Regions from separate parts of the Mus musculus genome. Here regions 2 and 3 are each linked to region 1. The links are chromatin loops, found by intact Hi-C in ENCODE. Cell type or tissue: gastrocnemius. All regions are shown on one strand. Links, peaks and the distances in the headings refer to the core of each region. The heading gives the core; the rest is flanking DNA. Region 1 overlaps Nhlh1 (nescient helix loop helix 1). Region 2 overlaps Igsf9 (immunoglobulin superfamily, member 9). Region 3 overlaps Kcnj10 (potassium inwardly-rectifying channel, subfamily J, member 10).

Evidence for each region. Hi-C counts contacts between places; a loop is a spot of excess contacts. Peaks named below come from ENCODE experiments on the same cell type or tissue, not always from the same donor. Only the 100,000 strongest peaks of a DNase experiment are listed, where the experiment ranks them.
Region 2: it touches region 1 in a loop (2.5-fold over the local background); 6 of 42 quality-filtered maps call a loop at or near these places.
Region 3: a loop joins it to region 1, with 2.6 times the contacts of the local background. A loop is called at or near these places in 11 of 42 quality-filtered maps.

What each region holds. Positions count from the first base shown.
Region 1 is chr1:172,041,785-172,052,335 of GRCm38, forward strand. Nhlh1 (nescient helix loop helix 1) reads right to left here. Exons shown (of 2, transcript NM_010916.2): 2 at 10,508-10,551. Among named protein-coding and RNA genes, the nearest start is that of Nhlh1, 11 kb to the right of the region's middle. In gastrocnemius, for the core only: a CTCF peak has its summit at 5,288 (motif pointing right); DNase peaks (open chromatin) are centred at 5,294, 5,563, 6,553 and 7,797; H3K4me3 peaks cover 1,117 bases; H3K27ac peaks cover 945 bases.
Region 2 is chr1:172,484,245-172,494,795 of GRCm38, forward strand. Igsf9 (immunoglobulin superfamily, member 9) reads left to right here. Exons shown (of 21, transcript NM_001145800.1): 2 at 37-302; 3 at 538-726; 4 at 5,269-5,421; 5 at 6,045-6,199; 6 at 6,411-6,528; 7 at 7,371-7,512; 8 at 7,621-7,766; 9 at 7,857-7,999; 10 at 9,243-9,383; 11 at 9,854-9,970; 12 at 10,162-10,312; 13 at 10,509-10,551. The coding sequence starts at 245. Among named protein-coding and RNA genes, the nearest start is that of Igsf9, 7.3 kb to the left of the region's middle. In gastrocnemius, for the core only: a CTCF peak has its summit at 6,339 (motif pointing left); DNase peaks (open chromatin) are centred at 1,837 and 6,322; H3K4me3 peaks cover 503 bases; H3K27ac peaks cover 373 bases.
Region 3 is chr1:172,352,758-172,363,308 of GRCm38, forward strand. All of the region lies in intron 1 of Kcnj10 (potassium inwardly-rectifying channel, subfamily J, member 10), which reads left to right. Among named protein-coding and RNA genes, the nearest start is that of Kcnj10, 17 kb to the left of the region's middle. In gastrocnemius, for the core only: no CTCF peak of the experiment used is centred there; DNase peaks (open chromatin) are centred at 4,983 and 5,816.

The DNA of each region.
Region 1 (10,551 bases), core at 1,352-9,351:
ACACATACACACACAAACACATACACACACAAACAAACACACACACACAGTGACATGTGCATGTTTGCACAAGCATGCACACACACGCATGCAGTTCAGGGGTTTGATTTGGATGTTTGTTCAAACTCCACATACTTAAGCACTCTTTGAATGGTGTGGAATAGACATGTGTGACTTTGTCAATTTTTTTACATGATTTAAAAACAAACAAACAACTAACTTGTAGATCCCAGTGAAGTAGAAAAAAAAAAAAAACCAAGATACAGCTCTGGAGGAAATAACTTGTGAAAGCCCCATCTGAGGAGAGAAACAAACCCATCTTGTCCAGGTGGGTAGCAGCAAGCAGACGCTGAGCCAACTCAACAGTCGGAAGCACTGGACCATACGAGCATTAATGACCCTGCTACAGATGCCGTTTTGTTGAGCACTGTCGTGCACCAGCGTGGGGACGTACATGCTATCCCTGGTAAGGAAAGAGCTGCTCAGAGACTTTAAAACATCTATCCCAGGTTACATAGACATCCACGTGAGAGAGCAATAAATCTCCATGCAGAGAGGGCAGCCACAGAGAGACGCTTACGCAGAGAAGGACCACAGTGGAGTGGGGTCTGCCTTGCTGCTATTGGAAGACGCCGCATCTCAGAAGGTCGTGGAGATGAAGGATGAGTAAGACTTACACAGATGAAGGTCAGAGCACAGATGCTACCGGGTAAGGGCTGATGAAGGAACCAGGCTACTCTACACACTGAAGTAGGACATATGCTGTGTCTTAGTGACGGTTTCCACTGCTGTGAAGAGACCCCATGACCAAGGCAACTCTTATACAGAAAACATACATGTGGAAAGCATGGCCGCCTGCAGGCAGACATGATGCTGGAGGAGTTGAGGGTTCTACGTCTTCAGGAAGCAGAAGAGGACTGTGTTCTGCGGGCAGCCAAGAGGAGACTGGAATTCCACCCTGGGTAGAAGCTCCACTTGCACAGGATCAAACTTCCTCTAACAGGGCCACACCGCCTCCAATAAGGCCACACCTCCTAATAGTGCCACTCCCTGTGGGCCAAGCATTCACACACCTCGTAAGTCTATGGGGTGGGGATGGGGGGCATTCCTATTCAAACCTCCACAGTGCAGCACTTGTCAGAGAGTGCTGAGTTTAAGAGAACTGCCAGACCATAAAATACAGGAATGGGCCAAGCAGTGGTGGCGCACGCCTTCAATCTCAGCACTTGGGAGGCAGAGGCAGGTGGATCTCTATGAGTTCAAGGTCAGCCTGACCTACAATGCTAGTTCCAGGACACCAGGACTAAAGGGAGAATCCCTGTCTTGAAAAATCAAAAACAAAACAAAACAAAACACCAAAAGAGCCGGGCGTGGTGGTGCATGCCTTTAATCCCAGCACTCAGGAGACAGAGGCAGGCGGATTTCTGAGTTCAAGGCCAGCCTGGTCTACAGAGTGAGTTCCAGGACAGCCAGGGCTATACAGAGAAACCCTGTCTCGAAAAGACAAAAACAAAAACAAAAAAAAAAAAAAAACCACCAAAAGATGGAGTGGCATCTCAGGCTGGGCAGAGTGGCTGAAGAGCTACCATGAAAAAAAAACAAAACAAAACAAAAACAAACCAAAAACCAAAACTTCATTCTTTGTTAAAGAATGTGAGTTTTATTCTAGAAATAATGGGTAGCCATGAAAAAGACCTGGATACAGAAGTGTCCTGGTTAGATTTGCATTGTGATTGGGTAAATCTGATATCAGACTACATGGTGGACTGGAGAAGAGAGACCCGGGAGGTAAGGGGAGCATCTAAGCAACTGCAGAACTCCTTGGAAAGAAAACAGAGGCACTGGTGGTCATGCGGGAGTGTTCAGCCTCATCTAGGAGATAGGATGGTAGCCTCTGAGGGCAAGCTGACGACAGGCTGCAGGGGGGAGGAAAGAGAAGGAAGGGGTGATAGCCAGGGCAATGGAATGGTGGTTGCCCGCTGTCAGCCCCGCTGGGCCGTGGCAGGAGAGGTGTGGGGAGCAGAAGATAAGATGCCTCTTTAGGGTAGAGTTGGAGGTCTCTGGAATGAGCTCTAGTAAAGAGACCCAGCTCTTCAGCTACAAACCCAAGAAGCAAATGTCCTAGACTGCTCCATAGAAGGAGCCTCAGACATCGCTTGTATGTTCTCTTGTTGCTTGTCTCTATTGCCACCACGCCCATCACAAACCCCATCTGACCTCTCCCACCATACCTGTGCACAAAGTTACCACAACCTATTGATTTACCATTTAAAGAGCTTTCCTAAACCTGTTTTCCTTTCCCCATTGCTACAGGCCAAATACAAAACTTTATGCAATTAGCTTTGCAGCAGCTGCCTAAAACTGCACCCTACATAGGTCTAACCCCTATAGTGTGTGTGTCTGTGTGTGCGTTACATATCACAATGTATCTCTATATTTAACTATATACAAGCTCTGTGTGCATGATATATATGATATATCATATATATTATATATATGTATATATACATATACACACACATATATATATGGGGTTGGAAGCAAGATCTGGTTGGTTGCCTTATTTACTTTTCTATTGCTGGAAGAGACACCATGACCAAATAACTTATAAAAGAACATATTTGATTGAGGGCTTGCTTACAGTTTCAGACAGTAGAGTCCATGACCAGCATGGCAGTGCACAGCAGTAGGCAGGCAGTCATGGCACTGGAACAGTAGCTGAGAGATTACATCTGATCCACAAACAAAGGCTGAGCTGAGAAAGCCAACTGGAATGGCATAAGCTTTTTGACACCTCAAAGCCCACCCCAGTGCACATCTCCAACAAGGTCATATCCCCCAACCCTTCCCAAATAGTTTCACCAACTAGGTACCAAGCATTCAAACATATGAGCTTATGGGGACTGTTCTCATTTAAACCATACTTGCTGTGTATCACAGGCTGGCCTTAAACTCAAACCCATGATCCTCTTGAGTACCTGGCCTATAGGAGTGTATCAGTATGCTTGCCCCAAAAGTGACACTTTAAAAAAAAAAGATTTACTTGTTTTATGTATACAAGTACATTGTCACTCTCTTCAGACACACTAGAAGAGGGCATCAGATCCCATTACAGATGGTCGTGAGCCACCATGTGGTTGCTAGAAATTGAACTCAGGGCCTCTGGAAGAGCAGTCGGTGCCTTTAACTGCAGAGTCATCTCTCCCACCCTCAGAGTGACATTAAAAAAAAAAAAGATTTTAATTTATTTTTAATTATGTGTGCATGTACACATAAATGTAGTGCCTTTAGAGGCCAGAATAGGGTGTCAAATCCCCTGGGCAGCTGTGAGCCTAGATGCTGGGAACAGACCTTGGGTCCTCTGCAAGAGCGGTGTACAGTATTAACTGCTGGACTGTCTTTGCAGACTCTTAAAGTGACATTTTTAACATAAAAAAATGATGGTGACACCTATACCCTATTACTGATTTCCTGTCAGTGGGTAGCAAGGACTGAACACTATCTGCCTTACCTGACCACTATCCATTCCTCTTCCACCTGGTGGTTTTGTTCTGGTAATAGCAAACTGGTTAGGAAAAAAAACAAGAACAAAAACGTTCTCAGGGATCCACACCCCTCACATCAATGCTGCCTTCTGCCTGGAATATTCCTGTCCCAAGGATCATTCCCTGGGAAATAGACGTGGCTTTTGTTTTGTTTTGTTTAGTTTTGTTTTTCCCTTAGCTACAAAAGCATTGGGATTGTCCATGCCCTGCTAGAATCCTGCTTTGTTTTGTCCTATGTGTTCTGTTTGTTATTTTCATTCCTGGCGACTGAACCCAGAGCCTCACACAGGCGTGGTAAGCGAGCAGCATGCTACTGCTAAGCCGCATCCACAGTGGGGAGCTGGGTTCCTTGATTCTGACACTGGACGCAGGCAAGTGCTCCCAGGTGTGAGGTAACCATAGGACTGCTACAAAGGTCTCCGATGATCCCACGAGAATTCTCAGGCTGGGATAGCCCACAAGAACCAGTCCTTGCATGCAGACGCCCCAGGGAGGGAGCTTCCTCCCTCCCAAGGCAAGTCCTGGAGAGAGAATCAGCACTCCTACACATGGGAAGAGAGTGCCTGTGTCCAGAGAAGGGAATCTGTGATGGAGCTCTTGGCAGCATGCAATAGCTCTCATTATAATCACCTTGCTAACCTTTGGGAGCCCATTTGCCTTCAGAATCCAGCTTGGATCTTACCTGTTCCAGCCCCCATCAGCCTTCCTTGTACCACGTCTGTTCCTTACACATATCTCATGCATTTCCAAGTCTATGCCCCCCACATCCCATCCTAAGTAGATTTGAGGGGAGTGGCACAGAGCCTGTAGTAGAACCTGCAGCAACGCTGGATACACATGAGTTTGCAGCAGATACATGTTGCACTGGACGAAATACAATCCTCTCTAAGACTATAAAAGGGAAGGCTGGATGTGAATGCCATGGAGGATAAAAAGAAAAAAAAAAAGAAAAAGAAAAAGAGTTAGATGGCAGACAGGCTGTGACCTCAGACCTCTCTCCCCTTGCTTCTCTTGGAAGATCAAGTGATCCATGCTAGGCAAAAGCTGGAATCTGAACTGAGAATGAAGTGGGTCAGAAACCAGAGGAGGAGGGGGACCAAAAACTGGAACATGCAAACAGCCATGTGGCTGATGGAGCTGAAAGAAAGAAGTAAAAGTCAGAGGGAAAGCAGACGCCTCAAGGGAAGTGGGGAAAACAGCTCCCTATTGGACAGCTGCCACCCAGGTTCTTACATAAGGAAGGGTAGGAAAGGACTGGACAGTGGCTCAGAGGATATGAGTGTGCACTGCTCTCGCAGAGGAGTACGGTACCCAGCACCCACATCGAGTATAACGCCAGTCCTGGAGCATCCAGCACTTCTGGCTTCCAGTGGTACCTACACTGTTGTGTGCAGGTGCGTGTGTGCGTGTGTGTATGTGTGTAAGTGCACACGCACAACTAAAAATAATGGGGGGGGGGAAGGGCACAAGAAACAAGCATCAAGATGTAGGTGCATACACACACCAAATGAAACGACCACAGACTTAAAGGATTTGAGATTCTAGTCAATGAATGCATAAAACGCAAAGTCTAGTCGATGTACCTAGTCAGTACCACCTTCCCTCACCTCCCAGGAACAGAATCCTGAGTTGCAGCCCCACCAGCAGTTTCTCTGCTCTTTGTCCCCATTTTCAGTTTCTTAACCCCTCTCTACCAGGAAAACGAAGACTGGGGGCGGTGGGGGAGACCATCTCTGCTAGTGGCCAGCAGGGGGCAGTGTTCAACAAGCAATGATTGAGATTTACAGCGGCCTGGGGAAGGAAGAGGAAAAGCCCCTTACAGCTGCCTCTGACACCCTTTTCGGTTTTTTCAACTCCTTGGCTATCTATCATTTCTCCAGTCCTAGCTTAGTATAACTCACAGACTTCTTACTCCCAACTCTCTAAAGAAGATTAACTCCTGCCCAGTTTTGAGGAACGCATGTGAGAGGCTTGAACTCAGGGCCTCTTCTCTGAGGATGTATGCATTCTCCCTAAAGCAGACACACACACACACACACACACACACACACACACACACCATCTGGTGGAAGAGCTGAAAGTCAGACCCTTTCGCTTCTATTGCTTTGCACAGTGAACAAACTATGCAGAAGTACAGGTTGGCCCTTAGTGCTCCCCGAGGTATCATTTGATATGTATTGTATAAATAGATCCGTGTGTCTGTCTCTGTGTGTGTGTCTCTCTCTCTTTCTCTCCGTGTGTCTCTCTCTCTGCCTCTCTGTCTCTCTCTGCCTCTCTGTCTCTCTCTGCCTCTCTGTCTCTCTCTGTCTCTCTGTCTCTCTCTGTCTCTCTGTCTCTCTCTGCCTCTCTGTCTCTCTCTGTCTCTCTCTGTCTCTCTGTCTCTCTCTGTCTCTCTGTCTCTCTCTGTCTCTCTCTGTCTCTCTGTCTCTTATTAAGTCAGAGTTTCTCTGTGTAGCCCTGGCTGTCCTAGACTATGCTGGCCTCAAACTCAGAGATTTCCCCCACCCCCACCCCCACTCCCCAGCTCTGGAGTTCTGGGTTTAAAACCCTGCAGCACCACTGCCGGCATACAGAGCACTTTCATGCAGACCCCATTTAATCCCCCTAGCCCTCTGACAGGCCTTGATTGTCTTCCCACTTCACAGGTGAAGAAGCTGTCAGGTGAGCAGGCAGTCTGTTTATTGTTGTGTGTGAAGGGTAAAGATGAACCAGGCGTGGTAGCCCACCCCTACCCCCTAATCCCAGCACTCAGAAAGCTGAGGCAGGAGGATTGCAGCAAATTCAAGGTCAGCCTGGGCTGAATAGTGAGAGGCTCTGTTTCAAAAATACTAATAGGAAGAGGAGGGGGAAGGGGGAGAGAGGGACCAAGGGAGGGATGGAGGGAAGAAGAGAGAGAGGGGGAGGGTTCGAGGGAGGAGTAGAGGGACGAGGGAAGGGAACTGGATCACCACCAGGCCTTTGGCTACCACGCATGGGCTGGGCTTTCCCCTCTAGCACAGCACTGCTGCTGCTGCCTGCTGCCTGGCCTGCTTCTCCCCCTACTCCACACCTCCCAGTCTTACAGGCCCATGGGTTTCTGTGTTCTTCTGTGTTAATGATCTGTAGAGGTGACTCTCTTGTTAGCTCTCGCCTTCCACCCGGTCTAACTTGAGAGCACAGACAAGGTCTTTAGAAAGAAGCAGGAAGATAAAGGATGGGCCTTCCAGGAAGAGGAAGAGGAGGAGGCAGGGAAGGCAAGCCCTCCTCCGGGCATTGAGAAGGAAGGGGTGGGGGGAGCTGAGAGAGAAGCACCGGCATTCTATGCCCAGGCTGTAAAGGGGCACAAACAGGACCCTCATTGTGTGGGCACAAAGGAGCCATATGTCTGCCAGTCTACAGCACAGTGTGTGTGTGTGTGTGTGTGTGTGAGTGAGAGAGAGAGAGAGAGAGAGAGAGAGAGAGGGAGAGAGAGAGAGGGAGAGGGAGAGGGAGAGGGAGAGAGAGAGAAGGAAGGGCTGGCTCAGAGACCCCATTATGAAGCCCTTGGGGTCTTGCCTTCTGCTGTCACTGACTTAAGGGCTTTCTGAGACAGAGGGCAGGGGAGCAATTATTATAGCAGACACAGGACTTAGAAAATCAGGGGCCTGTGGTCACCGGGGCATGAACAGCCGAAAGAGGGGCATGCTGTGCGTGGGAGCTAGAAGAGGAAAGAGGGGTGCCGAGTCAGATTGTCCCCCTCCTGGGTCCTTCATAACCTACCCTCCCACGGCACCACACACACACACTCTGCTCACAACCCGCTGCCTCTGGATCTGGGTTTTGTTTTCCTGTTTCTGTCTTCTTTCATTTTGTTTCTTCTTTGGGTTTTTGAGAGAGGATCTTGCTATGTAACCCTGGTTGGCCCAGAACTCTCTATATAACCAAGCCTGGGCTTCAAATTTGGGGGGGGGGGCTTCTCTTGTCTCCGCCTCCCTGGTCCTGGGAATCCAGGAGTCACCACACCCTACTTTCGAGCCCAGGAGCTGGTTCTGGAACAGTGTGAGATGAACCGTGGTGTTCTGTCCCTTTCCTTTCTCCCTGCCCGTTAGCTCTGCAGCCCCCACTTTTCTCTCCTTCCCTCAGCCCAGAGACTGCCATCTCCCTCACCACTCCACTTTGTATGTCACACTCTTCCCCCCCCCACCCCCGTGTGCCCCTCCTCCAATCTCCTATGCTCTCCTCCCTCTCTTTCTCCTTCCCTGTCCTGCCACGCAGAGCAGAGCGGCAGCCGGCAGCCGAGGCCAATTGATTATCTGAAGAAATTTGGAGTTAGCAGCAGAACAGCTGCAGCGGTCCCCTCTCGCCATCCTCAGGCCCTGAGGGACCTGGGAGGGGAGGGGCCCCTGACCCTTCCGCTCTCCAGCCTGGGAGGGACCACGAGGTGCTCCCTGAGCACAAGGCATAGTGCTCATACTTGGAATCACACCCCAGCCCCTGGGGCTTGGGTTATAATCCCAGACTATCATCATAGGAAGTCACGGTACCTTTCTCAATATAGGCACTTGTCTTTGAAACAAAGGATGTTAGCAGACATGGTGGCACACACCTGTCATCCAAGCTTTCGGGAGGCAGAAACAGGTGGATGGCAGGCTAAAGGCCAGCCTGGGCTAGTTAATGTGACTTTGTCTCAAAATAAGTAAATAAATAAACAGTTGAAGTTGTTGGGCAGATACAGTCGTGTACCCTTGTAATTCTAGCACTGGGGAGACTGAGGCAGAGGGATGGCCAGTCAGAGGCTAACCCGAGCTACATAGAGATACCTGGCCTTGAGGTTTGTTATAAGTTAAAGAAGGAAGGCAGGCAGGAAGAAAGGTAAGGAGGCAGGGAGGAAAAAACTGGACCTGGTGATCTTCCGGGGTCCTTCGGACATTAGTCTCTTGGAGTTCTCAGATTTCCCTGGTCTCAGTTCAGCCCACGCTCTCACCAGGCTCTGGGCATAAAATATTTCATTTAACTCACACACAAGGAAGCAGACATGGAATCTTGGGAGTTCCTTCCCAGCCCTGATCTAAACCCCTCTTGCTGATGGCATGCAGTAGTCATATCTGAAGCACCGGAGGACATCTCTGCATCTTCTCCCCACAGCCTTTACCTTCAGCCATTTTACAAGCAAAGCCAGGAGAGGCTCTCCCAGGGTCTCCAGCCAGAGTGTTTCACCTGAAGTGGGAATGTGCTCTAAGTGTCTCTCTACAGACTGGATTTTTCCAGCCCCTCTACTTGAATTCCTTTTTGTTAGACTGGGTGTTTCTGAGGCTGAACAGTTCCGGGTACTACAACAACCGCAAAGTTATTCTTGGAGTTAAAATCTATTATCCTAGAGCTCCATTTCAGTGACATTGACAATGACGTGTGTGGGGCCGCACACAGGACGTCCATTTTCTTCATTTAGTAATCAGGGATGAGAATGGTTTTTACCTCCACATCTGCTCTTTGCTTGCTTTGTGTTTGAGACGGAGTCTCACAGATCCTCAACAGTAGCTGAGAGTAACTTTGATCTAACTGCCTCCACCTTAGTGTGCCAGTATTAGAGGTGTCAGTACAACCCCTTTTATGTAACTCCAGGGAAAAAAATCCAGGTTTTCAGGCATGCTAGTCATATACTTTACCAACTTAACTGCCCTTAATACATACTATAATATATATATATATATAATATAATATATTATATATATATTTATTTATATAATATTCTAGCCCCTAAATATATTCCTGTCAAGACAGATAAGTGTGTGAGGCCTTTGGTCCCTTCCCCCTGTATATCTTCTACTTCCTTTGTAGCGTGGTCTCCAGACCTTTGCCTTCTTAATCATGCAGGGGTCCTCTCTGTTTATCTCTCCTGTTAAACAGGGGGTCCAAAAGAGCACCACCCATCAGGCTGGGTCTCTTTAGGGAGGCCAGCTATAGCAGTAAACACCTGTAATCCCAGCACGTGGGAGGTTTAACAGGCAAGAGCTCAAGTTTCAGATCTCCGTTAGCTATATGTCAAGTTTAAGGCCAGTCTGAGCTCCGTGAGATCCTGTCTTCAATCGATCCACGCATCCCCCAAAAGAAGCTACATCTGGGGTCTGAGTTTTAGATGTGTCCTTAATAGCTGTGTGACGGGCTGGTGAGATGGCTCAGTGGGTAAGAGCACCCAACTGCTCTTCCGAAGGTCCAGAGTTCAAATCCCAGCAACCACATGGTGGCTCACAACCATCTGTAACATGATCTGACTCCCTCTTCTGGTGTGTCTGAAGACAGCTACAGTGTACTTACATATAATAATAAATAATAAATAAATCTTAAAAAAAATAGCTGGGCAAGGTGTTCTCTGGGCTTAAATGTCTTTCCAAAATGATTTTAGGGGCTTCCTAGAATCCCTCTGATGCCAGCTCAGCGCCTTCCCCCCTTTGATGTTTTTGGGCAGGATTTGGGGATAGATTAGATTCTAGTTGGGGCTAGACTTGAACCCATGACTACCTGCTTCAGCCTTACAAGCCCAGCCACTCAGCACTGCCCCCATCCTCATTCTCGCAGTAACACGCTCTCCATCACGATTCTCCTGTATCTAATGCTGGGGAGCACGGAGCACACCAGGAGTTGAAGTTCCAAGCAACTTTGATGTAGATGGTAAACGAAAAGGAAATGCTTTGATTTTATGCCCTGGCTTTCTCCGGCAGCAGGGACCCATGGACGCAGGTTTAACTTAGGTTCTATTAGGACATTCAGCTGTCTTCTCTCAAGACCACGGGGAGAAGGATGTGAAAAGCAGAATCACTCCGAGAATGCTAAAACGATACATAGCTTCTTTTTCTCTGTCGCCCCTCTTCTGTGTCTTCATTTACTTATGACTTGAAGCTCTCATGATACAGACGCTAGCAAGAGGCTTCCATGGCCAGAACTGTTGATAGCTGCCCTACATAACCTTCAGGCCAGCTTTCCAACACAAAGGAGTCACAGTCATATCTGGTACTAGATCGAGGTCACTTTAATTTTTCTTTTTGTAGGA
Region 2 (10,551 bases), core at 1,457-9,456, 440 kb after region 1:
CCAACTCTGTTACATTGCCTTATATTTTGCATTTAGATCTGGTGGCCCTCCAGACAGGAACAGCTCCCTCGGGTGTTGAGTGAGCTAGGCACCAACTGGAAGAGTGAGAGCTGAAACGGGTTGCCTGAGGCGGATCAGAACTCAACTGATGCTCTCTGGGATTGCCGGGCAGCGGACATTCCTCCGGCCCCTCCATCTGGGCTCCTGTGAATAGGAGGGGCCGGGCAAGCAGGCCAGCTGGGCTATGATTTGGTGTCTCCGTCTGACCGTCCTCAGCCTGATCATCAGCCAGGGGGCTGACGGTGAGCCAGACCCAAGGGAACCAACAACTCTGTGTTACCCTGGGATATTACTGTTTCGCAAGGGGTTATCTGTGAGAATTTGAGTGTAGGAGAGGGCTAGGGCTGGCTCAGAGAGGTTGGGGTTTGCCCCAATCGTGCAAAGTCTTAAGGAAACTTGAGAGATGTTGATGACGCCTTCCCCCTCCCGCATCTCATTTTGATCCCTTGCTGTTCCCTCGTGCTACCCACCTCATAGGTCGAAGAAAGCCTGAGGTGGTCTCTGTGGTGGGCCGGGCTGGGGAGAGTGCAGTGCTGGGCTGTGACTTGCTGCCTCCAGCTGGCCACCCCCCTCTGCATGTCATCGAGTGGCTGCGCTTTGGATTCCTGCTTCCCATCTTCATCCAGTTCGGCCTCTACTCTCCCCGAATTGACCCCGATTACGTGGGTAAGAGTTGTCCTTAGGTGGGAGGGGGAGTGTCGCCAACAGAAGGTGGGCCAAGTAGGCTGCTCTGTGCCCTCTCCAATCTCATCTCCTGCTCTGCTGCTCTGACTGCTTAGCAAGCATGGCCCTGCTACCCTCCCCCCCCCCCCCCATCATCGTGCTCATCCATTGAGGGACTGACTCATTTGTTTATACACGATGCATGCACACATTAGAGCTCTGCTCTTTTAGCTATGGATGGCGTGTTGCATGGGAGACGCGACAGCTGTATTTCAAGTATCCATCCTAACTTGCTGATTGTTTGACCCTCATCTCATGCAACCTTCCAGACTCCATCTTGATCCTCTAGAGTTTCCCCCACTCAACCCTATGCTCGTCTCTGGATCTGTTATCTGCCGCTCTACGTCATCCCCTTCCCTGCCGACCAGAATGCCAGTTTGGAGGTTCCAGGCTTTTAGGGAGTGGGCTAAAGGGACAGCAGAGTGGGTAGGGATGTGGGCTCTTTGAGTATGAGGAGCATAGACTGATTCTGAGCTGCAGAGAGCGTGGACACAGACAGGGGTTACTGGAGCCGGCTCCAGTCAGTTCCCCAAAGGTATAGGCATAGATAGGATGGAATGGGTCTCTGCTTCCAGAGGCTACAGTAGAGGCATACTGTATGGGTCTCCCTGGAGTCTTCTACTGCACCCTAGCTTGTTCTTAATCCTGGATGGAGCCTTAATCTGAGCGACTTACTACTGTAACGTCTCAGAGTGCCTGTGGGAGGCCCTAAGGATGGATTTGGGCTGCGGGGCAAGAAAGAGATGGTGCTTCGTTTTCAGAACTGAAACCCAGAAAAGGTCACCCGGGAAGATGTTGTTGGGGTACCTTTTCTGCCTCTGGTTTGAATCCTAAGGGAAATCTTGGGATTGGCTGAGCTGAGAGAGGAGGAGGTGCTGGCAGGTGCCCGCCCGCAGGAGAGAGTTTATTTTCAAACTGGGGGCAGTTATTGGCAAACAGCCTACTCGGGAGTGTGTGTGTCTACACAAGCCCTGGGGACTTGATGAAAGGGGGCCCCAATTAGCAGGAGGAGAGAGAATTGGTACAGGCACAGCCGGCCTTCCTGTCTGTGCCTGCCTGTGCCCAGGGGGCTTTGGCTGCGGGGCTAAAGATGGACAAATTCAAATTATTGCCAGGCTGAGGCAAGGGGGTGGGGAGTGGAGAAGATGTGGAAAGGGCTTTCCTTCAGACGCCACCTGGAAGATGTGGGGCTCTGCCTTTGCTCCAGCATCAGTCGGCTCTGGGCTCTGAGCAGACAAGCTAAGAGATGGCTAACTCCCTGTCTACCTGTGGATCTTCTCTAGCCTGCAAACCGTTGTGTTTCAGCCCTACTTCTAGCCTTTGTTCCCATTCCTGCCGGTGAGTGGCCTGTAGCTCCTGAGCAGCCACAGGGTCCTGCTTTGGTGAAGACCCCAGAGGGAGGCCTCTAAGCCCATTAACCCTTTATTGCTTCACAGTTCAGAAGGGGCCTCTCTGGCCTTTGTGCAGGGGACTCACAATTGCAGTTGCTAAGCAACAGGAGGTGGAGGTTGCTGAGGACAATGCTGTTCTGTCATAAACCCTGTGGGCAAGTGGAGGGGAGATGGCCTGGGACCGCCATGAGGCTGGTGGCCTAGAATATGGGGGAATAGTAGCCCTGGGACCCACACTGAAGGCAAAGCTGGTTTTAGGGGCTCTAGAAACTGTGGGGTGGAGGATCCTGGATATGTAAACTAGTAAGGAAGTGGTAAAAGACAATATAAAGAGATCTAGGACTGCTAGATTAAGTAAGCTACTATATTTAAAGCATTTAGCATAGCACTTGGGTGGTGTGAAAGGAATTGGGGACAGGCAGTGTCTGGATCTGTGAGACTGGCTTTCGGACTGTGTTTCCTGGGAGTTTCAGGGATGTCCCAGCAGAGCAGATGGACTTGTGCTTTCTGACGGCCCTAAGTTGCTTAGTTGCTTGGTGAAATCAATTCCGATTGTTCCAAGCTGACTCTCCTGATCTCCCCTTTCTGCCTTTGATCCTCCCAAGCTGTCTGCCTCGCTACATCGTCCCAGAATGCCTCCTCATGGCCCTGGCTTCATAGTGCAGTATGTGGGCACAATCACAGTCGTGATTTGAACTTCTGTGTGGACGGACGTACACTTGTCTGTGTTCATGGTTACATTTAGTGTGGGCTTCTTGCCTTTTCAGAGCCCAGGAGATCAGACTCTCCTTTTCAGGCACTGCATGTAGGCAGGTCTGATATCCCTTAGGTTTGACCTTGTAGGTGGAGGGCAGGTCTATAGGAGGTGTGTTCAGGACACAGGAAGTCACAGAACTGCCACTCTGGTCACCTTGTTTTGAAACACTGCAGCTTTTCTGGACCTCCTAGGGAAGTTGGTTTGTACAACATGCTGCTCCGAGTATTCTGGCTAGCAGACATGAGGATTGTTAGCTGGTGACATTTCCTGAATGGAATCAGAGATTGTGCTCAGTGCCCTGAACATCAGTGGATTCTAATGGCAGCGTTCAGCGGAGAACGCTCTGCCTTGGTGGACCCGGCTTGATCTCCTAATAGCTGCTTGATTTTGGAAAGAAGGTTAACGCCAGTGCCTTCATCGGTGATGGATTTTGGGGAGGATTAAATATGGTGACAGTGTCTAATATTACATAGCTCGTCTTCAGTGCTCAGCCTTTCTGTCTTCGCTCTGGAGCTCAGAGATCACCACGATGAAAGCTCCTATCTTGTGGGACCTGGAGGAGGCTGTGGTCTGGGCTCTGCTCGGCTCAGTGGTCTGGGCTCTGAGTAAGGTGAATGAGGAATCCTGCAGGTTTGAGGAAGGGTATTCTGTTAAAGATTTACCTGGGTGGCCCATTTTTATCTCCTGGGTGGGGATTATACACCTAGACTTATAAGTAGGCCCACCCATTCTAAAGAAGCCACACCCCAGGGACTAACTGAGAGATCACTGACGACTAAGCTCAGTAGCTACCCTAGATCTATGACTCTCATCTTTCCCGTGGCTTCAAGGAGCACACAGGCTGAGTTTCTGCTTCAAATAGGCCACCCTAGAAGTAGAGTGGAAACAGCTTGGAGGAGTGGGTGGTACCCAGGATTGCTACTATCACTATCAGGGATGGCTGGGGTAGGCCGAGTGCTGAACAGGTACATCATCTGGGAGCTATATTTGCCTGTCCTGTGAATTTTAGAAAATACCACTCGTTCACACCAAAGGGCAAAGTGAAGATGGGCAACAGCTAAGTGTAGGGGGTACAGAGCCAGTGGATAACCCTGGTGAGAGACACTGCGGGGCTCTAAGGTGGAAGATGGCAGGGAGGGAAATACTAATTCTTAGGAGGTGGGATCTGCAAGATGTAACAAGTCAGTAAATGGCAAACGGCGACAGGAATCCAGGTTGAGCCAGGCTCCTCTTCGGGCAGCCTGATGCATGGTGGTTGGTGCAGTTCACTGATGTAGAAGAAGAAACGGAGGTGATACGTTATCAGATGAGGGGTGGGGCCCAGATTGAGTGTAGGCTTCTGGTTTCAAAGATGCATCTTACTTATTTGTGTAACAGCCTTTTTGTGAGCCTCCAGCGGTGCCAGGTGCTACACACCTCCCCTGCATCATCTCCTGCCTTCCACCCCATCCCAGTTTCTCCCTCTCTTATTTTGACTGAGGAAACTGAAATTGACAGGTTGAGTAACTTGTTCAAAGGAACATGTGGCTGAGCTGGGCTTGTGCCTGGGTTCTTTGGGGCTGCCAAGCAAGCACCTTACTCACGTAGACTGCACTGCTAGGGATGTTTCAGGCTGTCAGGGTGCCGGGTTCCCTCAGAGGAGGGTCCTGAGGGACTGGGCGAGCACATCTCAGTCAGCCTAGTGGTCTGCTATGGACCATGCTGGGAATGAAAGGTCTTTTTTGTGCTGTGGTGTGTGGCTTTGTGGGGCTGCATGTGGTCAGTCAGCTGGGGCGTAGAGGGGCTGGGCTGGGCTGGGGAGGCTGCTGACGCTGCTGCCTGCCTGGGTTGGACTCTGGCCACTCTAAGGCGCTTAGGCCGCTGATAATAGCTCTGGGAGATTACAGGTTTTGGTAGATGAGGTATGGGTCCCTGGGAGGGCCCCAAACACAGCTAGCGATTTCAGGGACAGAGTCCTCTAAAAGCAGTAGTATCCCCAGAGAACTTATATCTTGGTCTTAAAAAGTACCCCAGGGATGGTGAATCTTGTAGGAGACCAAATGCTGGTTCTTCGCTCCTTCCTCGAACGGTCCGGGAAATACAGAGTATTTCAGCACAACATTTAGTCCGCTCAAGAAGCCTTGAGTGTTTCTGGTCTTGTCTGGGTCTCAGCTAAACATAGCATTCTGCCCTCAATGGCCTCATTTCCTTCTGCTGCTCTGGAGACCCTCACACTTGGATGACAGACCTAGGCTATTCTCAACCTCTGGGAATGACCAGTGTGACCAGGACTGGAAAGCTTTTACAGAGCCCCTTCCTTCATTCAACACCCTTGATTCAGGACTTCCCTCCTCACAGGACGAGTCCGGCTGCAGACAGGAGCATCTCTCCAGATTGAGGGGCTCCGGGTGGAAGACCAGGGTTGGTACGAGTGCCGTGTGCTCTTCCTGGACCAACACAGCCCTGAACAGGATTTTGCCAACGGCTCCTGGGTGCACCTGACAGTCAATTGTATGAAGTTGGGGAGCAGGTGGTGACAGTAGGGGGAGAATGATGGGGACCCTGGTAGTGAAGGGAATGAGCGAGTTCTGTGCCCTACCCATCCTGGCATGTGCTCACCATGCTAGCTCATTTACGGCTTGCTTCTTACCTCTGCCCTCCCTCACACCCTCAGTTCTTCAGATAAAATCCAATCAGCCCATAGGCTCTGAGTCGGGAACTTTCACTCCTTGGTCAAGGTCATAGTTAAGGTATATTGGGCCCTGAATGATGCAGCTCACCCGTGCATAGTTTCTCCCTCTCCACTAGAAGGGAGGCAGTTGTAATCATTCCCATTTCATAGGTGAGACTGAGGCAGAGAATCAGGTAGAGGTAGTGTGATGAGTCTAAGACCCGCCCCTTCTGATTCCCAGACTTCCCTGGGCACTCGGCTCTGGCTCTCCCCCTAGTTCCCGTCATGCAGCCTGTGTTCAGCTGTAGCAGTGTTGGGATGGTCCTGGTAGACAGGTGACCCTGGGCTAGTCCCGTGTACCCCGGGAGCCTCCAGCTCTGAGAGGAGTTCTCCGTGGGTTTTGAACTCTGCTTTGTGGGATGATAGCCTTTCTGGCAGCCCCTGATGCCTCTTTCCCTCACAGCGCCCCCTCAGTTCCAGGAGACACCTCCCTTAGTTCTGGAAGTCAAGGAGCTGGAGGCGGTTACCTTGCGCTGTGTGGCCCGTGGCAGCCCTCAGCCTTATGTGACTTGGAAATTCCGAGGACAAGACCTTGGCAAGGGCCAGGGTCAGGTGCAAGTGAGTGGGTCAGCTGGATTGGGAGGACCAAAGGGGAAGAAGGCAGGAGAGGAACAGAAGCCAAGCCCGGGGATGGGTCGGAGGAGGGAGGGGTTTTCCATCGGCTTCCCCGAGGTTGAGGCGCTGTCTCCCTCTGCTGGCCAGCTCTGGAACTGCAGGGTCTGAGGCTGACCAAACAGGAAGGGCCTTTCCTTAAAGATTCCTTACCTAGGTGCAGAATGGAACACTGTGGATCCGTCGGGTGGAGCGAGGCAGCGCTGGAGACTACACCTGCCAAGCCTCCAGCTCCGAGGGCAGCATCACCCACGCCACCCAGCTGTTGGTGCTAGGTGCACTTTGGTGGAAGGGCAGGGGAACCGGGCCACCTATAGTAGAAGACATGATCTCTACGGGGGTGAGGGTGGGGTGAGGGGGTGAGTACACGGAAGATTGGGAGGAGGCTCATATTTGAGGGACCCCTGTAGGGTGAGAGAAAGGATGAAGAAACGGTCAGCTTAGTGCCCAGCAGTGCATTACAGTGGAAAGGAAGGGGTGCTAAGGGTTAGCCCATGAATCGTGGGACCCTCCTGAGTCCTGGTTTTGTGATCTCAAAAAAACAAAACAAAACAAAACAAAAAAAAAAAACCCAGAGGTTCTTATCAACCTCTCCCAGGACTTTGACATATCGCCCATGTGTGCTGAGCTCTTCCTTTTGGAAGGAAAGGCAAATGAGGCACGCGAGGCAGACATCCATCTTCATAGCGCCTGTGGGCGAGAACCGATTAATTGATGGCCCACTGCAGTATCGTTCTCCTTGGTACTTGAGAAGTACAGCCCTGGGTAATACAGTTAAAGCCAGAGACCCTGACATGAGGAAGGCCCACCAGGAAGTCTCACCTCCCTTTCTGACCTCCCTGGACCCTCCCGCACATACAGTTTCTCAGCAGAAGGAATCAGGGTGGGTAGGCTTGCCTGCCATGCCTCGTGAAACAGGGCTGACTTGGAAAAGCGAGTGGCCTCTGGAACAGGATGGGCTTTTATCACACATCCCAATTCGGGTCCTTAAGGTCCTGTAGCAACTTGGCCCATGACTACAAAGGGCAGAACCAGGAAGAGGTGTAGAAAGGCCCTGAGGGTTCTGGGAATTCCGGAATGGGCTGAGGACACCTTTCTGCCTTGGTACTTCTCCCAGGACCCCCTGTCATTGTGGTGCCCCCCAGCAACAGTACAGTCAACTCCTCTCAGGATGTTTCCTTGGCCTGCCGGGCTGAGGCATACCCTGCTAACCTCACCTACAGCTGGTTCCAGGATGGTGTCAATGTCTTCCATATCAGGTAGGGCAACCTATCTCTTGGGTAGTGGAGGCAGGGGATTGATGTGTAGTCTCTGGGAGAGCTCCTTGTCTAAGGACTAGGTTCCTCCTCACACATACCATATTGCAGCCGCTTACAGTCTCGAGTGCGCATCCTGGTAGACGGGAGCCTGTGGCTACAAGCCACTCAGCCTGATGACGCCGGCCACTATACCTGTGTTCCCAGCAATGGCTTTCTGCATCCACCGTCAGCTTCTGCCTATCTCACTGTGCTCTGTAAGTCCCCATGCTCCTTCCACAGCCTGCTCCTCCGCACTGAGACAGACTGATGACCTTGTCCTCCAACTTGTCTCTGCATTCCTCCAGACCCAGCCCAGGTGACAGTCATGCCTCCCGAGACACCCCTGCCCACTGGCATGCGTGGGGTGATCCGGTGTCCGGTTCGTGCTAATCCCCCACTACTGTTTGTCACCTGGACCAAAGACGGACAGGCCTTGCAGCTGGACAAGGTACAGGCTTGTGACAGGGGATGAAGGTCTTGGCTAGGTGTTGTTTTTGTCAGAGGGCCAGCTGCAGCTCAGCGGGAGGCTGAGTTTAATTCAGCGCTGTGGTTGGGAAACATGTTTCTTACCAGATGCCAGTGTTAGGCAGTGACTGTGGAGGTGAGAAGAAGTATCCATTTCCCCAGAAGAAGTATCCATCCTTGGAGTGTTGCCTTGAGGCAGAGCTGCCACAGAGACTCTGCTGTCAGGCCAGGGAAGGAACAAGGCTTTTGTTTTTAGGTCCGGTTGGGGATAGACCAGTAACAGATCCTGGGCCTTTGGTGAGGTGGTAGGTCTTGAAGAGTGAGCTGTCATTCCATGCAGAAATCCCTTTGCAGAGGCCGTATAGTGTGCTGACAAAGTGATGAATCGGGCAGTGAGGGGGAGCCGCAGCTGGCACCTGTAAGGACTTGAGAGGTGTAGAAAAGGCTGGAAAGACAGGTTGGGTCCTAGAGGAAGAACTGCGTGCCAGCTTAACATGACCTCATTCCGAGTTGATTGGGATCTTTTGTTTGTCTGAGGAGACTATAAATTCTTTGAGGCATCCTGTCTTTCCAACTGAGAGTCTCTGGGGCTGTAAAGTTGTAGCACTTGGTGAATGTGTCATTGAAAGTTTAAAAAAAAAATCAGCAGTGAATTTTGGCTGGCGGTGGTGTTGTGGTGTTAGGACCGTGGTTAGGAGTTGTTAGGAGCAGAGCCCCAAGGCTGTGAAGTGGCCAGTGTGAGTCCAGGTGAGGGGTTACTCAGTCTGAACCAGAGAGGGCCTGAAAACAAGACAAGACAGAGCCAAAGCTTTCCTGCTCGGTCCAGAATGACAGACAAGTTAGATGCAGAGAGCGAGGGGCCACGCTTCATCTAGGAGAAGGGGAGGTTTTCTTATAGAAGTGGATTGGGAGATGCAGAACTGAGCAACGGAGTGCCGAGAGGGACAGTCAGAGTATCCACATGGCTCAACTCGAGGGAAGCCATTCACACTATTCTCTGTGAGTGACACCAGAGCTGTGTTGTCACCGTCTCACATCCCCTGATGGAACAGACAGAAGTGGAGGACCAGAGTCCAGAGAGAGGGTCAGGCCAAGACCCAGAGCCGATGGGTTGATTTCCTGAAAAGAGTTTCCTGTCTCTCCTCCTCTCTCGAGTTGCCTCTCCCCACCCCAGCTTTGCCTCTGTTAAGTTTCTCTCTCTATTTGTCATTTCCTCTGCCCTCTAGTTCCCTGGCTGGTCCCTGGGCCCAGAAGGTTCCCTCATCATTGCCCTGGGGAATGAGAATGCCTTGGGAGAATACTCCTGCACCCCCTACAACAGTCTTGGTACTGCTGGACCCTCCCCTGTGACCCAGGTGCTGCTCAAGGTGAGGCCCACAGCAAACCTGCTGTGGTACGGCCAGGTGGCTGAATGTGTGTTCTGAACCATGTCAGCAGGGTGGAGTGAGGCAGAGAGCTGTGGGAGGGGCTCCTACCGTCTGTTTCTTGCGGTGGTCATAGCAACAGCCAGCAGAATACACAGAGATGATACTGGGCAGTAGGACATCAGTCACGAACACATTCACGAAATGAGATATCTGTCTCGTCTCAGTCCCACAGGGAATAGAGCAAAGGGGAGAGAGAGCATGATCTGTAGAGATTCAGCTATCTCAGAGAGTCCTGCTCCAGCCCGCCATTACCCAGCAGTCCTACCTGCTGGGGGCAAAGACACAGAACTAAGAGATGGAGAAGGAGACTAAGACATTATGACAGGCACCTGGGAATGGGGGACACCAAAGCTTAGAGGTGGAAGAGAGGCTGTGAAAGAGGCCCCTCCCAATACAGATCTGGCCTGCAGGCTCCCCCGGCTTTTATAGACCAGCCCAAGGAAGAATATTTCCAAGAAGTAGGGCGGGAGCTACTCATCCCGTGCTCCGCCCGGGGAGACCCTCCTCCTATTGTCTCTTGGGCCAAGGTAAGGCTCCCTGGTCCTGACTCAGCTCTACCTGGGTCCGTGCCCACTCTTTCCCTGGCTGTGTTTTTGGAAAGGAGGTTCAGGTTTTCACAGGCAACATGGGGAGGGGCACAGGTTACTTGGAGAGATGAGTGGCCCCCTTGGTGAGGGGTGGCTGCCTGTGTCTTCAGGGCTGACCAGTGGTTCTGTAGGTGGGCCGGGGGCTGCAGGGCCAGGCCCAGGTGGACAGCAACAACAGCCTCGTCCTTCGACCCCTGACCAAGGAGGCCCAGGGACGATGGGAATGCAGTGCCAGCAATGCTGTAGCCCGTGTGACCACTTCCACCAATGTATATGTGCTAGGTTAGTGGCCCGGGAGGGGGCTGGGGCTGGGGAGCCACAGGGAGATGGGAGTATTGTTTTGGGGGGTATAGATGGGTTTTGTGGGTATGGGATTCCCCTAAGGTAATGGGTGGAGAAGAAAAATCTCCAACTTACTCTTCCTTAGCCCTACTTCAGGGTCCTGATCACCCTTCCTCCCTCCATTCCCCCTACCCAGGCACCAGCCCCCATGTCGTCACCAATGTGTCTGTGGTACCTTT
Region 3 (10,551 bases), core at 1,380-9,379, 310 kb after region 1:
CCATTTTCACAGTCTGAAGAGAGAGCAGCAGCACCCTGTGCGTCCCCTCTCTTCTCTAGGAGCCTCGCTAACTTCTGTGTCACTTCTTACAGTGTGTTTCTGGGTTGGCTACCACAGGAGGTACAGAAAGCCCTGAGCCGTGATGAATGAGAGAGTCAGAGCAAACACATCCCAGGCTGGGTGAGGAGAGGGAACAAGCTCCGTGGATAACATTCCAAGTGCAAACTACCTGTCCCTTCAGGACCCCAGGGTCAGATCTGATAGGCAGAAAGAAGGTGGGATGAAGGTGGGCCAGGGGTCCTTCTCTGATGCCAATGTAAAGTAAGATGCCCCGCTGTCAAGCAGTGTGAGCTTGGGAAAGATGCACATCTTCTCTAAGCCGAGTCTTCTTTTCTCAATACATCGAGGGGACTCAATGGGAATGGGCAACCCGGCACCAGCATCCTGTAACTCAGGGCAAGATGACCAGCACAGACCGGGTTCAGCTTGCAGGGTCCCTTAGAAGCTTTCCTGAGGAGGTCAGTTAATTCTCTAGTCTAGTTTTCATGCCATTATCAAGAAGGCAATGCTGTTCCCAGCTTCCCGGGGAGGAGTGAGTGGCACACCATATCACATGGAGCAATCAGCTAAATACCAGCATGTGGGAAAGGCTGAGAGAGGGCCGTTGGTGAGACCATGGGAACACGGATGAGGTGCCGCCTGCACAGGAGGCTGGAGGCCTTCTGAAAAGATTTCCAGAGAAAGAGACATCCAAGATGAATCCTGATGGAAGAGAAGAACTTAAGACAGCAAAGTGGGCTTGGAAGAGGCCCCATTTTTTGCAAAGAACCGTTTGTTGGAGGATGTTCTTGAAGCAAGAGATGTTTGATATGACTAGCAGATAGAGGATGTATGTGAGGAGTGGGACAGAGAGAGAAAGGGGGAGGGAGAGAGAATATTGATGCTTGGGAGGTCAGCAAAGGTCAGGCTGTAAGAGACATCATCCTATCTGTCTGCTTTAGAGACAGGTCTCCCAGAGGCTCCTCAACCCTTTCCTCGAAACTTGTTTCGCTCCCTTTCTCTCTTCTTGCCCTGGTCTCACTGCCTGGAGGACATCTTGATCTAGGATAAAGCTTCAACACTTTTAGGTCAGGGCTTGGCATTCGCTTTTCCTTCTCACACCATGGAAGCATCATCTACCTCCTGTGGAAACTGGATTGCTGGCATTGAGCGTGCTGACTGCAGCCTCAGTTTCTCTGTACGCCTACCCTCACTCTGAAAGCAAGGGTGATTCTGAGAAGGCGAGGCTAAGAATGACCTGCAGCATGGTCTGGAGCATTAGCTGGAGCACAGCTCTCAGCCCAGAGTAAAGGCTGGGGTGGGGGTGGGGAATGAGTCAGCATCCCCCCCTGCAAGTGCCCAGAGATTCTAAGGGGCTAAGAAGGAGGGTCTGTCAGAATAAAGCATGATACCCACTCTGCACGGGCGGCCTAAGGGAGGCAGAAGTATGGAGAGCTAGTCATGTGTGCTGTGCATGGGTATGTGTGCATGTGTGCATGAAGGGCAGATGATAATCTGTGGGAGCTCGTTCTCTCCTCTGCTATGCAGGCCACACTCAGCACCTGCACCCACGGATCCGTCCCATTGCCCACTTACGGGGGCTCTTTTAAGTCCATAAATAACCAGGCCCTGAGGAAGACACAAAAAAACTGAACAAAAGTACAGGTGAAGAGTCAGTTCAGGGACAGGAGAAATGGCTCCGCAGTTTAGAGCAGTGTCTGTTTTTCCAGAGGTTCAGGGTTCAATTCCCAGTTTCTCCACATGATGATCCCAATGTTCTCTATTCCAGTTCCAGGGGATTGGAGGCACACACGTTCATGCATACAAAACATATATACTAAAAATAATCATTAGAAAATTAAAAAAAAAATAAGAATCCATTCAGACAAGCTTCTCGTTTGGGAGAAGATAGAGGTGGCCTTTAGTGCAAGGACAGGGACAATATAGAATCCCATGGGGAGCTGTCCTGGCATGGTGCGTCCACACCTGAGAGTGGCTCTCCTGCCTCTGCTTTTGCCTCTTGGGCTCTTCATCAACCAGGCCAAGCCCTCCCTCATCACTAGACAGTATAACTAACTTCAAGATGACAGATTAGCAGATGCATAGAGAAGGGACCTTTAGCAGGGGTCCTATTCTCTCTCTCTCTCTCTCTCTCTCTCTCTCTCTCTCTCTCTCTCTCTGACAGAATTTTACTATGTTAGTGCTGGCTGTTCTGGTACTCAACTATGTAGACCAATCTGGCCTCGAACCCACAGAGATCCGCCTGCCTCTGCCTCTGCCTCCCAAGTGCTGGGATTGAGGGCCTGCACCATCTCACCCTGCTCTCTCTTTAGAGTGAGGATTGTGACTGGGATCACAAGACTCTTGAGGAGTAAATCCTGTCAGCTCTGTCAGAGCCTGTCTAGTGTCTCAGGTGCCAGAGTATAGTCTTCTGAGGGCCTGGGCATCCTAAGCCTGGGGGAGCCTGCTGGTTCCCTGGAGCCTCTAAAGTTGGAAGTCGGTTAGGTGGTGAGGAGGGGCCAGAAAGCAGACATCCAGGAACTCTGGCCGGCATCCCTTGCTGCATGCTTGCCCTGGCTCTCGGCAGGCTGAGGGGGTTCTGGAGGAAGCCCCATGTTGGGAATGAGGGGGGCTGGGATAGAGCAGTGGATTAGAAGCCCCTAATTCAGAGGCTGTAGTAAATCCTGCCCTGCCAATAACAGTTACCCTAGAGAAAGCAGTAATAAGGTCTTGGTTCAGCTTGAGTGACACTAAGCCCTCTGGGGTACAGAGAGGCAATATGAGCAAAAGTCCCGTGAGAGTTGGAGAGTGCTTCTGGCTTGCTATTAAATAAATGTCAGCCAGCCACCTCACCTTTCCAACTCTTAGCTCCTCTAATTCTGGGGATTTTTTTTTTCTTCAGCTGCAAAGTGCAATCATAATGATGTCTTTATTTGCATAAGGGCCTAGCAGATTTCACATACTTCATTTATCTCTTGTAATCCTGAGCACACAATCAAAGTGTATTGCCTCCTTAGATTAGGAAAGCGAGCCTTAGAGAGATTAAGAGATTGACTGAGGTTCCCATGACTCCTGCCTGACAAAGACCAGAATGACAAACAGTGGCGATGGAGAACAGAAGATTTTTTGGCTGTGACATTGGAAACACTGGAGGAAAAAATTAGACTCCAATTTTTAGCCTAACTCCATTTGAAAATGGGTTTCTGTATCACTGTGTTAGATTCTGAGGCTCAGCCGGAAAAAAAAAAATGTACCTTTATGAATCAGTGATATCTGGTGTGTGTGTGTGTGTGTGTGTGTGTGTGTGTGTGTGTGTGTGTGTGTGAAAATGGCTCATACAGCCTGTATCATTGACATCTATAGCCCAGAATCCATCCCTACATATCAAAATTAAGTCCTTATACACCTGGAACAATTAGATGAATATCAAAAGTACTAGCTTAAATATGTGCCTGAGGTAAAGTCTCTGACTTTGAAAAGCTGTGGCGCAATGTCTCTGGAGCACAGTAGGAGTCTAAATATTTCTGCCTGGGAGCCTGGAGCAGCCTGGGGCAGAGAGACCACTAGGACTAGGGAGGGGCCTTGAGGGGTGAAAAGATTTTAGAGCGAAGAGGGGTGTGGGAGAGAGTTGGGGCAGAGGTGGCTTTCCATGGAGAGAGCTGCAGGGGAACAGGTGAGGAGACAAGTGGGGGAGGGTCGGCAGTGTTCTCCATGGCAGAAACAGGAGCCCAGGGAGAAGGAGAAGCTTCCAGAGAGAGGCGGGGCAGATGGCGGTGGAGGATTCCGGGTACCATGTCAAGCAGTTTTGTCATGAAAGTTCAAATAATTCATTGAACAATCTCAAGCCCGTGCTGAATGATGGACCAGGCTGGGCTGTGGAGCTCTGAGGTAGCTGTGGGGTGGGGGTGGGGGTGGGGAGGAGAGTCTGCGTAGGAGGAACGGGGAGTCGCTGTACCATTTCAGGAGAAAGAGAACACAAGATTGAATGATGGGGACCTCAGAAAATGGGGAGATTCACAGAAAGGCAGAATTGATAAGACCTGGTGACCAATGGGCTGGGGAGCAAGAGAGACCAGATATCCAGCCTGGGCACTGAGTGAACGGATGACAAGTCTCTGAACAAGAGGAAAACACACGAAGGCTGGTGAGCTGGCTTAGTGGGGACCGGAGCCTGCAGCCAGGCCTGGATACCTGAGGAACTGCATGGGGGAGAGAGAACGAACTGACCCTTACAAGTTGTTCTCTGATGTCCACAGGTGTGCTACAGCACCCAGATAAATAAACGTAATAAGCTTTTAAAAAGAGAGGCAGAGGGAACCTAGGAAGTGAGATGTCAGTGAGAAACAAGACTGCATCTCTAGCCCTCCGGAACTCATGAAGAGCTTGTATGTTCGTGACCTCCATGTCGTTAGCCCCCCTTTTGCAGATGAAGGGGCAAGGAAGCTCAGAAACTCTAGTGATTTGCCTAGACTCTTAAAGCCTAGTAGCGCTACAGGTCAGGGTTTCTACCACACTTCATGCAATTGAAGCAGCAAACAAACAGCCAACAACAACAACAACATTCCAAAGAGTGTGTCAGGAAGGGACCACCTGTCATCAGTCTCCAATGCTGGGCTTGAGAACTGAGAAAACGCCCTTAGAGTTAACAAACGGAACACATCTCCGACCTTGGAGAGAACTTCCCGGTTGGCCCAGAGTGGCTGCATGGATCAAACAGAAGCGGTCTAAAGTTGTGTAGGTGCTTCCCCGAAGGCAAATTTTCTGCTCTCCTGAGGTGGTTGCTACTATTACTTGAATTGCTAGTGTTATTGAACCATTTCCTATAGATGCTCTGTGATCTGTTTAATTTTTAATTTGCAGTTACATGTAGTCCAACCTAGCTGCAAAAGGAGTGGGTTAGTGTGTGGGTAGAGGGTAGGAGACGCTGAGGGCACCCTGCCAGACTAGGGAGCCCTGCCCCCTGGTGGCCAGGACTTAAACCTGCAGCCTAGGAGAATGGTAGGTCAAGGCCAAACTTGAAGTTTGTAGTTTTGAAGTTCTCTCCCATCTCTGAGATGGGGGGTTTATCTGATACATAAATAAGTTTTATTACTTCAATCAATAGCATTAAACAGAAGTTGGACTAGAATCTATGGAGTTCAAGGTTAGACTGTGACTGATTTGAGATCTAAGGCAGAGGCGACCCACAAAGGAGAGATCTAGAACAGATATGTTGCTTAGCATCCAGTTTCTTCCTAACTCAACCTAGACTTTAGCTTTCCCCCAGTGTCCCTGGGAACGGTTCCAGTGTCTCATATCTTACTGATAGAAAATATAAGACGGGCTCTTGCTTAGTGGATAGAGTGCTTGCCCGGCATGCACAAATCCCCCAAACACCACATTAGTGGATTCTGCTCAACTGCAACCCTGGCATTTGGGTGATAGAGGCAAGAGTCATCTTTAGCCGCATTATGAGTTCAAGGACAGCCTGAACTACATAAGATCCTTCTCCCTCTCTCGGGGGGTGTCTTAGGGGGAATGGAGTTTTTCCTATTCAGTGTTTCCTGCTAAATCATTCTGTTAGTTGACTTTTCTGACTTTTCCATTGAGGCAAAGGAAGATGGGTTAACGACTCCAAGCAAATGTCCCGAGGTGAAGATTCACACGGGGCCAGGTTTGGAGACTCTCCGGACCATTGGAGCTGAGACTAATGAGGAGGCAGTGGTACAGCTCTGTCCTCAGTTGAACTCTACACGGTGCCAAGTCCTCACAAAGGACTAGTTTACTGAAGAGCTCAGGATGTGCAGTTCTGTAGACGCAGACAACAGCTAAGAGCAGATACCATGTCTGGACCACACAAATCAGGGAGGAAGTGTGCTGAAGGTGATGTGGGAGATTGAGAGGTACACAAGGAGGTCGTGTGCCACGGACGGGGTCATCCTCCCTTTTCAGCCAGGGACAGCGGGTTCTCTGAGATGCCACCCTCTGGAGTCCCCTGCAGGGAATGTGGTTCCCTTCCTGAAGGGGGTCAGAAGGCATTGTCTGGGGAACAAGCTGAAGGAAGGGCCAGGGGTCCTGATCAGCCCACACTGACAGACAGTGGTGGTGTCTAAACTCAGGAGAACATCTGACATGGCCTCATGTCTTTGTCCCTCCCACTCTTGACTGGAAAGCACAGGGCGGGTGGGGGTGGAGTGGGTCAGGAGGGCCAGCGAGAGGTCACAGACTCCCAGGAAGTACTTTGAAGGCTTTAAGCCTTCCTTCTGATCAAACTATGAGAACTTTCCAAACGTTGACACAAGGGAAGAAAAGCCTATTCTTCCCTGGGCCAGGACATTGGTGTCAGGCTGAGGCTAGAGGATAGGAGGGCCAGGGGGAAGGAGGCTCCAGGGTGGGGGACAGAGGCAGCGGTGACTCAGCTGGGAAGGCAGGCCCCCGGACACAGACACTGCCCCCTTTTCCCTCACCTCCAGATTTGTGTGCATCTGGCTCCATTTCTATTTGTCTGTTTTCACTGGGGAAAGGATAGGAGAGATTGATGAATAGCGACAATAAGCTTTGAAAGAGCCCACATCCAAGTCCATTCTTCTAACCTCGAGGACTTACATAACCCCGGGAGCTTTTCTCGTTACCCTTTCCTTTTCTACCCTCTCCTTTCTCTTCTCTTCCTCTCTTTCACTAAGAACATTTGGAAGCCCAGAAATACTTCTTTTTAGACCTAGCCACTTTCCCCCCAGGAGGTCTCTAAGATCACTATTTAAGTGGGATTTGGCATTCAAAGAAGAGATGATACGGTGGTAAGAGGGGCCTGAGTCGCTGTTTCCTTTGCCCAGTGGGAGGAATGGAACCAGACCTCATTAGCCGGATGGCAAGGTCTTTTGGTTTGTTTGTTTCTGAGATAGATTCCTTCTGTATAGCCCAGGCTGTATAGCCTCAAATTCACCATCCTCCTGCCTCAGCTTCTGGAATGCTGGCACCACAGGCATGGGCCACCATCTCACCAGATGGGGAGTTTTACAAGAGAAAGTGTCTTTCCTTTCTTCTAATGCAACAGAGCCAAACTGACTCAGCAGTCTGTTCTGAGTGACAGAGGACAGGAAGGTGTCCGTGAAGAGCCACAGGTGCCATGCTTTGGACTGTGTCGGTCCTAAGTAATGTAATGGTTTCATGTTATCCTACTGTCCTTTGCTTATACAATATTAAATATTATTTTTCTAAGATCTCTATAGTCTAGATCCACAGAGAATATGCTGGGGTGAATCCTGAGGCTACCGGTGTCTCTGGGTGCAGACAGGTGTGTGCTAGAGCGGAGGCATTGAGGGTTTGCTACAACCTCCTTCTTCCACAATGAAAGCTATGGCGGCTTAGAGAGCGAAGAGCTTATCCAAGTTCCCAGAGTCTGGAAGAGTGAAGACCAGCATTCAGTTGTCTGCGTCCCAGGGCAGTGCATTTTCCCAGCAGGCAGAGCTGGGTCAGTTCCCAGGCTGGACCTTACTCATCCTGTGTCCGACGATTTCACTTCATCTCCAGAACACGCCGCATGAACACATGCCTAGGACATTGATTTAAAATGCACATTATCTAAAGTTGACCTGCCCACGGGTTGTGTTGGTGGGCTTGTATTCGTTACAGAGCTTATTGCTGTGACCAAATAGCTGGCAAGAAGCAACTTAGGAGGAGAGAGTTTCGTTTATTCTATCTCTGACATTGCCAGTGCTGTATGCTCCTGTTCACTATTCTCCCCTCATTGGGTGCACTATCTTTTGGTTTTTCATACAAAACCCAATCGAATTTTGCCCATCCTTTAGACCCCGAGTCATCTCTCTCTTCTCTTCTCCCAAAGAGACATTTGGGCATAGCGGGAAAAGTTCCAATCCTGGCTGCTCTTTACATTTCCTGGTCCAGATGAAAACCATTACGGTTATATATGGTGGTTTGTAAATCATATTAACGAAATCATTAGTCATTATTAGTTTTTATTAATGTTATATTTATTATTATTAATAACAAAAACATAGTTAAAGTGTTAGTGCTCGGTCCCTCACCTACTGCACACTAGGTGCTTGGTATTAGTTATCCCCCAGTGCTCATCCCTTGGGCTACGGGCATCCTTCCCCTCCCTCACACATACTGAGCTGTGCATCCCTGGTCCTGCCTGTTTTATCATTGATTCCCACGTTAGGCTCTGAGGTCTTCAAGGAAAGGAATTTATATCTTTGTCATCTCCATAACTCCAGTGCTTTGTTTAGAATCTGGTACTCAGGAGATACTGAAAAGAAATTTATTAGACAAGTGCATGAAGACCAAACGCACACTGCACACGCAGTGAGCAGCAACATTACAGATTAAAAAAAACTTTGGGTTTTTTACTTATACTTATTAGTAATTCTAATGAACTATCTGGGGTTTCCATGTGTATGAGGGGGAAAAAATTCACAGGGAAAATCAAGAGAAGACACTAACAAGAAGGGAGGAGGAGAAGGTCCGCCAGGCCCTGGGCCAGAGTTCCATTCCTTGTACATAGAACAAAAGGTTCCATGGTCCCTCTGCCCTACTGTGCTGGCAGCATCTTCTTGTCCTCTTAGATGGGCCTCTACACCTAGAAAGGGCTGTGCCATCTTCTGTTCATTAATTCCTTTTCAAAATGCTTCCTGGGCCCTCTCTATGCATCACATAATTGTTAGCCATATCCGTTGACTTTATGTTGCTCTGACAAAAACAAACAAACAAACAAACAAAAACTTTACAGGATGAAACGTTCGAATTGTAGTTAGAGCTGTTTCAGTCCTGGTGGTTGCTCTTTTCAGTCCTTTGTTGCTCTTAGGCCAGTGGTGTGGCAGAAGCATCATGGTGGAAGCCTATGGAGGAAGAAAATTGCTCACTTCAGGGAAACGGGGGAAGTACAGAGGGAGGTTTGGGGGACATGATATGGTCATGCCCCAATGATCTGCTTCTAACTAGGCCCCACCTCTTAACTCCCAGTTAATCAATCCACTGATGAATCCAATCACTCACATGTCAAGTCTCTACCTCTGAACACTGCTGTGTTGGGGACCAGAGCCTTCAATACATGCCTTTTCTTGGGAGAATATTTGGTATCTCCATCACAAGATACTAGAAACAAGATATGGTAGATCTAGGTGCTTCCTTCAGTAAACTTGTTTTTACTCAATAGATACATATACCTGGCAAGTCGGGAATAGGCTGTGGTTTTCAGTGGAGGTTTTATGGAATGGGGGTCATGAACTCAGGTAGCGTGGAAGACAGAAAAAGGATAGGCGAAGGCAAGAAAGCAAGAAAGCCTGTATGAGCACAGAAAGGCTTCAACTACATGGCGTCCGTTTGCTTGAGTATGCCCCAAGAAAAGGGGAGTAGGAAACAAGGCTTGGAAGGAGGGTTGGCAGTGATCACATAACTCGTCAGGTGGAGACTAAGTCTGGTCTCTCTTTGGTCACCAGTGAAATACTTTCTTTGAACTGGAGAAGGAACTGGGACACATACAGTGTGATGAGAACGTGGTGCATCTGGAGTCAGAAGACCCTGATCGTGAATCCAGTTCCATGATTGACCGAGTCATATCTTGCTGAGCCTCAGTTTCCTTGATTATAAAATAAGAACGATGATTTTTTTTTCTTTCGGTGCTTGGGGTCAGACCCAGAGCCTCAGCCATGCGAGGCAGGCACTTTAGTCTTTCAACTCTGTCACCTCCCCAGCCTCGGGACCCTGATTTGACCCTCTCCTAGGAATGCCATGAGCAGGAAAGGTGCGCTCTTTGGAAAATATCAGATCAGCGTTCATTGGTTCATCATCAGAAGTGTAATGAAGAGTAACATGGTAGGGCTGGAGAGATGGCTCAGCGGTTAAGAACACTGACTGCTCTTCCGAAGGTCCTGAGTTCAAATCCCATCAACCACATGATGGCTCACAACCATCTGTAGAGCTACAGTGCACTCATATACATAAAATGAGTAACATGCTAACAATGTAGGATGAGTTACAGGGGGAAAAATGGAGATATGAGACAAATCGTAGGCGCTTCAGTGGCTCCTTAAGGCCCTGGAGGACGGGAATGAAGTAGAAAGAAGGAAGCATAGGAACACATCCACAGCACCGGGCTGAGGAGGAAGGAGAGTCTGAAGTGGGTCTAGAACTTGAGTGTGAGGAGCTGGGAGGGCCAAGGCACCTTTAATGATTTAGGGAACAGTGAGAGACTGTCTGCGGTTGGAAATGAGTGAGTTTAGTGCTCACGTGGGAAGCTCCTTCCACTTGGGTTGCTTTTGCTACAGAGTAAGCTCTGTCTTTGGGTTGAAAGGACTTTTTCCCCACGTGGTAGGTTTCAGGAAATGGTACCATTCATCCCCTGCCTTTCCACCTGCTGTCCCTGGTGTGGAGTTGAACCATCCTTTCTAGCCACCTAGAAAGATAATAGAACATAGTACACGTCAGGGCTAATTAATCAACTCAATTAAAAATTTTGAGACATGATTTCCCCGTAGCCCAGGCTGGCCTTAAATTTACTTCATAGCCCATGAT